Regions from separate parts of the Homo sapiens genome. Here region 1 is linked to region 2. Evidence: chromatin contacts called from ENCODE Hi-C or POLR2A ChIA-PET data. All regions are on one chromosome and are shown on one strand. Each heading gives the region's core, a stretch centred on a gene start or an enhancer-like site at or near the end of the contact. The rest is flanking DNA. Distances are from core to core; before and after follow the strand shown. Region 1 overlaps LINC01934 (long intergenic non-protein coding RNA 1934). Region 2 overlaps LINC01934 (long intergenic non-protein coding RNA 1934).

Evidence for each region. Hi-C counts contacts between places; a loop is a spot of excess contacts on that map. ChIA-PET counts read pairs that join two places held with the same protein, here RNA polymerase II (POLR2A). Pooled maps may share reads with other maps.
Region 1: a loop to region 2 is called in a pooled map, with 5 times the contacts of the local background. The contact joins two enhancer-like sites. A Hi-C loop is called at or near these places in 6 of 50 pooled maps. POLR2A ChIA-PET finds 5 or more read pairs at or near these places in 4 of 52 experiments (CD8-positive, alpha-beta memory T cell, HEK293, activated CD4-positive, alpha-beta memory T cell and 1 more).

The regions. Positions count from the first base shown.
Region 1 is chr2:181,141,416-181,145,972 of GRCh38, forward strand. All of the region lies in intron 1 of LINC01934 (long intergenic non-protein coding RNA 1934), which reads left to right. Among named protein-coding and RNA genes, the nearest start is that of LINC01934, 20 kb to the left of the region's middle. Within about 2 kb of position 1,321, at least 3 of the 41 ENCODE cell types and tissues checked have a DNase peak (open chromatin) inside an H3K27ac peak, as active enhancers do.
Region 2 is chr2:181,222,186-181,227,501 of GRCh38, forward strand. It overlaps LINC01934 (long intergenic non-protein coding RNA 1934), which reads left to right. Exons shown (of 5, transcript NR_130784.1): 2 at 4,286-4,350. Among named protein-coding and RNA genes, the nearest start is that of MIR4437, 81 kb to the right of the region's middle. Within about 2 kb of position 2,851, at least 2 of the 41 ENCODE cell types and tissues checked have a DNase peak (open chromatin) inside an H3K27ac peak, as active enhancers do.

The sequences.
Region 1 (4,557 bases), core at 71-2,570, 82 kb before region 2:
CAAATGCATATGGGATCCTTTTACCCACGATTACCCCTTGCTTTGACTCTTTAGATGTTTTAAAAGGGAAATGTCTTTATATAAAAAATGTGCCTGGGCAATGAAAGAGAAGAATGTATATTTTGCAGAAAACCAAGCTCTTCCTCCATCACTAGCAAAATTTCTAGCTCAGTCTAATCCTCCACTTTCTCTTTCTTGAATTCCAGCAACAACCTCCCAGCTTGTTTCTCCATAGGTACTCTGACGCCCTCTAAATTGTTGTTTGCATGAACAATTCATATTTGATTATATTAACCCCTTCTTCTCTTCTATATACCTATGCTTAAAATTCTTTAATGGTGTTCCTTTGTCCTTAGGAAAAGAAGACAAACTCTTCAATATGGCTTACAAGGCTTGGCTTCCTTTTCCAGCCTCATCTCATTCACTCCATGCTTTCCCTTTTCTGAGCTCCAGTCTCACTTTCCCTTTTTCATGCCCTGAAAGCCCCATGCTCCCTGTTACCCACACGTAGCTCCTTGTACTTTAAACATGATTGTTCGTAGCTTTCACTCTGTTAGTTTCATGGTTTCTTCAAATACTAACTAAGTTATCACTTCCACAGAGAAGCTTTCCCTCTCCAACATAATTTGTTTTTTTCCCACAGAATTATATTCCCATAGCACTGGCTTTTTCTCCTTTATATCACTTAATATAGATGAAAATTTACATTTATTTTGTGTAATTACTTTAATATTTATCTTTCTTATTACACAAAGGCAGGGATTATGTTTTTCAGTTTTTGTTTGTTTGATTTTGCTTAACTTTGTATCCCACCACCTAAAATAATGCCTGCAATGTGGTAGCAGCTCTATAAACACCTTTTTTTCTTCAGATAAATGAAAAAAAATGAAATCATATGGCAAGAATTTGAAATAAATCTTTACTAAGTCTACTGTGATTATTTAAGACTAGAAATTATGGCCATTAAGCTACCTAATTGTATTAGAGTTTTCTTGGATCAGATGATTTTGGCAAACAAATTGAACTTGAAAGAGGGGATTGCTGTAATTTCATCTGAATGGACTCTACATGGAAAGTGTCTTGACACATGAAAGAAGACGAATCTGGGATGGATGCTAACCTTTTTGGTCTTCACAAATAGAGATTGGGAGTTGATCAGCATGTCCAAAATGCCAATGTGAGGAAATATGTAGTCATACTGTAACAACATTTATTGAGTTATTACTCTGTGTTAGACATGCTAAGTTCTAAACCTGTGTAACTCATTTATATTCTCAGCAGTCTTCTGAGATGTTCGTAGTATTGTCATCTACATTTCATAGAAGAAGAAACTGAAACAGGTTAGGTAACTTACTCGTGGTCACAGAGGTAATTGGTGGATTTGAGGATTCACAGGATTCTAAAATCGAGTTGCTGCACTGCCTTCTTTAAAAAATTAACATTTTTGAGTTTTGTCTAGGAAGTGGGAGTAGGAAATGAACAATTTGTTTTGTCATAAGTAGAAGTATGAGAGGAACACTTATCTTTAAGAATAAGTGCAGACTTTTTGCTCTCCTCAAAATATCATCTTCATTATAATTCCAAAAATATAATGAAAGAAAAATTAAAATGATAACCTATCTTATTCTTACAATTAACTTAAGATTTTTTTGAGTTATTTCCATCTATATACTGGAATCTTAATACTGACCTTGGCATTAAAGTCCAGGTAGTATTAATAATATGAATGTTACATTTGTGTTATTATTCTACAGTTTATTAAGTGCTTTTACTTATATAGTGGATTTAATTCTTCTGAATACTTCATAATTATATCCATTTTAATAATATGAAGGTGAGTGTTAGAGCTCTCAAGCATACAGTAGACGGCTAAGTTAGGGCTAGCCTATAGATTCTCTGACTTTGGTCCAGCACGAAGGCTTTTCTATGACAAAGCCCTTTAAATGCATGAAACTTATAGAGCCATCTTCTTCTGGAATACATATCTGCATATAAAGGGTCTGAGCACTACTCAGCATATGCTGAAATATTTTGTTGCAATGTGTTTTGAGTTCTGCTGTGAAATTTTAGTAAAATTGATTAAACAGTTTTTCCTATGGAAAAGAGAAAAATGAAATCATTTTAAAAAGAGAATCACCATTCAAGATACACACACATATACATATTTTCTTCATATATACTTTATACATAAGCATTAGTATTTATTTTACAAGACTGCAAAAGAATTATGATTAACATTTTCTTCAGAGCTCATTAGAATCATGATTTCTAGTAAACAATAAACTGACCTTAATGTTGCTATTTTCTTATTGTTAGCTGCTGGGAATAACAACAAATACAAAACATTTAAATATATGGTAAAACAATTAAAATGGCATTTTTGTGATATGTCATATTAAGGCACAAAGGGCAGAGTTTTTAATGTAATAATTATGGCCTTTATTTTCCTGAAAGTTTGTTTTCTTCAAGTTTTCTTTTTAATCTTGCTCTGTTTACATCAAAGCTTTAAAACTATCTTCAGTGTAACCTTAGCACAGGAAATGAATGACAGCAGGGTAGCTGGTCTGACCTCAAGACCTCCATATTTTTACTTTGAGGGCCTCAGCGCTCACATGTACTGAAACTCTACCAGCATATAGCAAAGTGCAGTGAAAATAAAATCAGAAAAGACTTCCTCAAGGTTGTTTTTTTTTTTTTCATAGCCCAAATAATAGTATCATGTGCATTTCCCATCAGGTTTGGTTTAGAATTTTCCATACTGTGTTTATATTGATACGTTGCCACAGTGCCTCCTACTGTGGTAGGAAGTTGGGAAATCTATGGTTGTATAAAAGTATGATAAAGAAATGAATTCAATTTTATTTTTAATTAGAACATCCCTAGATATAAACTGATAAGGTCAGCCAGGAGTTGTATCAGAATTTGCAGTTGGTTATCTAAAATCAAAATCGCAGGAGGCAATGTTCCTATGTTCTAAGTTGAAAGCTGAAATGTTGCAATGTTTATGTTTTTTAGCAAAATACAGTAAGTAGTTCCTTTTTAACAGTTTTGACCTTTTCAAAGAAATTAAAGGCCAGAAAACCTCACATGTTGTTGTAGTCCTCCATCGGTGAAGCAGAAAATGTTATCAAGTATTGTATGTCTTGTTTCTGGTGTGGTCTTTGCAACACAATTGTGAAAAGCCTTTGCTACTTGGGAAAAGAGAAAAAACCCTGACGCTGAACACGTGACAGATAATAGCAGTGAACATGAGCTCAGAGACCTGGGAGGGAGTCCTAGTCCTGCTACTTACTAGTCTTAGGACAGGCTCTTCGCTGCTAAGTGACAGAAAGTATAGCTCGCAATTCCAGCCCTACTGTGTTCGAAATTGGTGGGTTCTTGGTCTCGCTGACTTCAAAAATGAAGCCATAGACCCTTGTGGTGAGTGTTACAGTTCCTAAAGATGGTGTGTCCAGCGTTTGTTCCTTCAGATGTTCAGATGTGTCCGGAGTTTCTTCCTTTTGTTGGGCTCATAGTCTCACTGGCTTCAGGAGTGAAGCTGCAGACCTTTGCGGTGAGTGTTACAGCTCCTAAAGGTGGCGCATCTGGAGTTGTTTGTTCCCTCCGGTGGGGTTTGTTGTCTCACTGGCCTCAGGAGTGAAGCTGCAAACTTTCGCCGTGAGTGTGACAGTGACAGTTCACAAAGCACCCAGAGTTGTTCCTTCTTCCCATTCCCAGTTGTCTGTCCCTCCCTGTGGGTTCGTGGTCTTGCTGGCTTCAGTAGTAAAGCTGCAGACTTTCACAGTGAGTGTTACAGCTCATAAAAGCAGCACAAACCTAAAAAGTGAGCAACAGCAAGAGTTATTATGAAAAGCAAAAGAACAAAGCTTCCACAAAGTGGAAGAAGACCCAAGCAGGTTGCCGGAGAGGGTTTGGGTGGCCTGCTTTTATTCCCTTATCTGGCCCCACCCACATCCTACTGATTGGTCCACTTTACAGAGAGCTGATTGGTCCGTTTTACAGAGTGCTGATTGGTCCGTTTTGACAGAGCGCTGATTGGTGCATTTACAATCCTTTAGCTAGACACAAAAGTTCTCCAAGTCCCCTACCCGATTAGTTAGACACAGAGCGCTGACTGGTGCGTTTACAAACCTTTAGCTAGACGCAGAGTGTTGATTGGTGCATTTACAATCCTTTAGCTAGACAGAAAAGTTCTCCAAGCCCCCACCTGACCCAAAAGCCCAGCCGGCTTCATCTCTCAATGGCACTACCCACGGGACTTTGGGGTACATAGCCAGGGCACTCTGGCAGCCCAGAGGGAGCTCCTCCCACGATCAAGCGCAGCAGGCGCCCGCAGGCCGAGCTGAGTGCAGGGGCTGCGGAGCCCGCGCCCACCCCAAACCCGCACCTGCCTGCGAGCGCCTTGCGCAGCCCCGGCTGCCACGGGCGCCTCTTCCTCCACACCTCCCTACGAGCAGAGGGAGCCGGCTCCGGCCTTGGCCAGCCCCAGAGAGGGGCCCCCACAGCGCAGTGGTGGGCTAAAGGGCTCCTCCAGTGTGGCCAGAGTGGACACCCAGG
Region 2 (5,316 bases), core at 1,601-4,100:
ATTTGAGGTCCTTTGTGACTTCATATGAATTCTAGGATTGATTTTTCTATTTCTGTAAAAAATGCAATTGGAATTTTGTTAGAGATTGCATTGAATCTGTAGATCGCTTTGGCTCCTCTGGACATTTTAGCCTTATTAATTCTTCTAATCCATGAACACGGGCTCTCTTTCCAATTATTTATGCCTCTTCCATTTCTTTCATCAGTGCTTTATAGTTTTTAGCGTAGGGATCTTTCACCACTGTGGTTAAATTTATTCCTAAGCATTTTTTAATGCTATTTTAAATGTGATTGCTTTCTTGATTTTTTTAGATAGTTTTTGTTCCTGACTTGTTTTTGGCTCACATTAGTAGATATAGTTAATCATGTACCATCTTTTCCCCTCCATTTTAAAGGACATGTATAAAAGACAGATTAAGAAGAATGCATGATTGGTCAGTAGCAGCATTTTATTATCCACACTAGCTTTTAACAAAGCTAAAATCAGGTAGTCAATATATTTGTAGTAGAACTGGCTAAAAATCCAACTATTTTTTAAAAGTGTATTTTTGTTGCTGTCATATCTATATGTTAACTTTACCTCATGAAAATGAAAAAAAAACTATCTTAGTATAAAATGAAATAAATGTACTTATATTCTACTCTCTTCTATGAAGTATTCTGCTCATTGACCATCTATAACTTATCAAAAAATTCTGACATTAACAGGATAAATAAGATAGATTGAATTGCCTGGATATCTACCTAAGATTGTACTAAAAACTTGTGGACATATATACAGAGAAAAAGAAGCTACAAATTTTGACTCATATTCTCTGCCTGTCTGAAAGAGTAGAAGGACCATATACCAATATTTTCTGACTTTAATCACAGGGGCAAACATACCCTGAGTTTTACAATTTTTTAATGAACCAAGGTTGTAATAAAAGAACTCAACTGCACAGTTTCAGGAAACTGTTGAGGTGGATTTTCCTGCTCTTTACTTAAATAAATTTAAAACCAGAAATAAAAAATCATGAAAAACTACTTCCATGTGTATATTTTAATAGAGTTGAGGCCATGGAAGATCTCCCTTAAGATTTGCTGGCTTCCTGTTTGTGTCTTGCTTGTATCATTACACACTTAACCTGCCCCATTTTTCAATTTATTGCTTCCAATAGCATTTTAAAGGTGTCTTTTTTGCTGGCCCATATGGAGGATGTTGATTCTGTTGTTCCAATAACAGTATGAAATATAGTTTGTGGTTGCTTTTTGGGCTAAAAGAAACTCATTACAATTTCCTGTTCCTTTGTGTGTCGCCAAAAATGTTATTGTTACTCAGGTCTGGAGATGTCTTTAGAATCTGTGCTACTTTTTAGACTTTTACATCAGCACATTTTTGTAAATGCAGCAAAATTTGTCCCAACAATTGAACTCCAAAGGATCAGCGATCTTCATCATTACCAAAGACAAGTAGGAAAACAATCAAACTTTTTAGGGGAAGCAATTCTTACAAATTTCTAAGGAGAGTCCATTTGTGCAGTTCTTTTTATGTACTACGCAACATAAAGGGCTAGAACTCTTCACTCTTCTACAAGTTAAGATTGTAAAAGAATCAATCACAAATCGAAAAGGAAAAGAAAATGGAAAATATTTAACAAAAGATTATAGTTCTCTAAAGCTTTGCTACTCAAAATGTGGTCTGTTTCACATCAGCTGGATGTCCAAAATCAGAACCTTAGGCCTTACTTCAGACTTATTAAATAAAAATCTGCATCTTAACGATCTCAGGTGATTTGTGTGCACAGCCAAGTCTCAGAAGCACATAGTTTCTATTCAGTCAACAGAGTAATTCCAAACTTATCACCAGATGATCTTCTTATAAAGCCTTGAAGTTTACATAGGCAAACTGCTTTGTAAGTACAGCCAGAATAATTTTTGTTTTAATCTGCAACACAAGTAAATTAACCTTAGTAATATGGTCAATTTAGTTTTTAATTGCTATTGAAAGTTTAAAGATAGTTAAGCTTAGAAAAGAATGTACAAAAGTTAAACGTCAAAGGTTACATTTAGAAAACCAAAATACCTACAAACATGCTGTAAAATGTCCATGTGTGTTTAAGTGCATTAATCTTCAAATTCATGCTTTTCTTTTATTACTTGAGTTGCTGACGGGATAGTTACTTTTGACTTATATGAGTATAAAAATGCCACTGGGGAAGGAAACATGTTTTTCTGTTCTCAAAATTCAAACTGGCTGAATGAATTAAGCTCAAACTTATGAAAATAATTCACCTTCAGGCTGAGCCTTTCTTATTAAAGTGGCAACCGGAGTTGAGAGTGACTTGAGTGGCATTTGTGAACACCTACAATGATAGGTTTTAAAAAGGGATATTTTCTCCCTTTAGCATTCACAGTTGATCATTATTTTTGAAAACTGATTATTGTTATTTGTTCTATTATTTTCATGCCTATTGATCTGATGGTAGAGAGATGTTTGTTTTCTTGAATGTTTTCATTTTTCATTTTTTTCCTCCTTTCCTCTGTTCTTTACTTTCTTTCTCTTTTTCTCCCTCTCTGTCTTTCTCTCATTTAATTATTGATTGCCCCTTGTGTGCATGGCTTTTTTTCAGACTACAGAAAGATTTAAAAGAAACAGAAAACATAACTCTTGTCTTCAAAAATATCACAAATTCCTAATATTTTCCTGAGTTAATATTCCCTCTCAACATGCTCTACCAAACTGTTTCTCTTGTGGTCATTATATATTCAGGGCTAATTCTGTTTTTAACTTTGTTTTCTTTGTTTCTCCTTCCTCACCATCCTTGTTTTGTTATAAGTAGATCAACAGTTACTATGGAAACATATCACTGTTTTGGGTGTGGTGAGTACCACAATTTATATATGATTCTTAAAATATGAGTACATGAAACTAAGATCGCACGTTACCCTTTTGATATTCATGCTTTGTTTCTAGATATGCTTAGCCTTGACTAAGATGTCTGTCATTCTATAAAACAGCTTTTACTCAGTTCAACACATTTGAAATTCTATTTCAGACATACCGAAAATATTATGTTAATCACAAACATGTTTGTATTAAGCAAAAATTCTATTATTTAATATCTTGCATAATTAACAAGATATAGTAGAAGGATATACTGATATGGTCCTAAAATAAATGAGTTGTATCCAATTCTATAACAAATTTGCTAATCCCATAAATCCTGAAAAAGAAATCAAAGCAAATGAATGTAAATATTAAAAATATACTTTAAAGTCTATATTTTCAGACCTGTGGAATCTTGCCTATGGAAAGGAAGGGGAAGTTTTATTTTCCTTCATTTCATGCCACAGAATGAACAGTGTTGGTAGGAAAAATTCTTTCTCTACCAATTTAGGCTTGAGTGATGGGACCTGTGAATTAATTGACAATAGACCCAGTAGTTAAATAAATCCCTAAATAGAAGGATTTATATATCAGTTTAACAAAGTGGGTGGGGAAATTTAGAGTTGCAATAGCTGTGGAAGGTTCTATTGGACATTTTCATCCTAATGACAATAGGCAGTCTCCTTCTTGCCTAAAAGCTCCCCCATACGGGGGGTTAATGGCAGCTGTGTTTTCCAGGAGGCTCTACTTTTGCCAGAGAAGTAAAGTTTAGATAAAATTTATTTCTCCCATCAACAACTTTTCCAAATTTTCTCACTGAACTTTTGTTTAAAAATCTATGTTTTGCATTTATAATACAAACTGATTATCCCTAATCTGAAAATCCAAAATCTAAAATGCTCCAAATCCCAAAACTTTTTGAGTGCTGATGTCATGCCACAAGTAGAAAATTTCACACCTGATCTCCTTTGATGAACTGCAGTTGAAGTTCAGCCAAAACTCTGTTTCATGAACAAAATTATTAGAAATATTTTATAAGACTACCTTCAGACTACATGTATAAGACGTATAGAAAACGTAAATTAATTTTTTGTTTAACCTTGGTTCCCATCCCCCAAGATATCTCATTATATATATGCAAATATTCCAAAATTTGAAAATATTCAAAATCCCGCATTGATCCCAAGCATTTCAGAAAAGAGATACTCAACCTGTATACATCAATCCTCATTACAGTTGACCCTTGAATAGCATGGGCTTGAACTGCACAGGTCCATTTATACATGGATTTTTTTTTCAATAAAAGATACACCAAGTATAACTACCTTTCCTGCCTCCTTTTCCACCTTCTCACCTCTCTGCCTTTGCCACCATTGAGACAGCAAGACCAACCCCTTCTCTTCCTCTTCCTCCTCAGCCTACTCAACGTGAAGATGATGAGAATGAAGACCTTTATGATGATCTGCTTCCACTTAAAGAATAGTAGGTACATTTTCTCTTCCATACAATTTTCTTAATTTTTTTTCTCTAGCACACTTTATTATCAGAATATAGTGCATAATAGAGCATATAATTTATGTGTTAATCAACTTTTTATGTTATTTGTAAGGCTCCTGGTCAACAGTAGGCTATTAGTAGTTAAGTTTTGGGGGAGTCAAAAGTTATACATGGATTTTTTGCTGCACAGGGAGGGATCAGTGCCGCTTACCCCAGCATTGTTCAAGGGTCAACTGTATATTCAAATAAACTTAGGAAATGTGTGTTGGTATATACTTCATAATTATATCTCTGCCTCAATAAAAGAATTGGAATTTATTCTCTGTACTCTACTATCAAATATTAGAATTGATTAGAGTGGTAATGGGATTCAGGACATGTTACCCAAAATATGGCACCTTGGCATTTGAGAAAACAGCAGAAGCAGGAAGGCCACTCTCACCTTCTCACCCTTCTCACCTTCTTCTCACCCTTCTCACCTGAAGCATATAATAAAACCTAAGAAGATCACTCTTTGGCTTTCTCCTACCCTTCTTTTTTGAAGCAGGTCATGAGACCTTCATTTGAAAGGTGCCCTTCCTAAACCCAGAGGAAAGGAACATCTTTATCTTTGAAGGCACAGGGGCACAGAGAAGAATCAGAACGAGAAGGGCTTGCTAAACTCCCCCCAGTTTATTATTATTAGATCACACCCACTTTATCCAATCATACTTCTCCATATCTATCCATCTCTCCATCAGATCTAAGCATAAAAATACACTAGGTTACCTGTTTTTTTGAATCTTTGTTTCCTTATAAAGGCTACTGTGTCACATAAAGCTTACATTAAATAAATGAGTACGCTTTTCTCTTATTAATCTGTCTTTTTTTATTGGTGCCTCAGCCATGAATCTAGCAATGAGTAAGGAATGAAATATTCTCCTTCCCTATGGCTAGCATAGCACCTTTGTT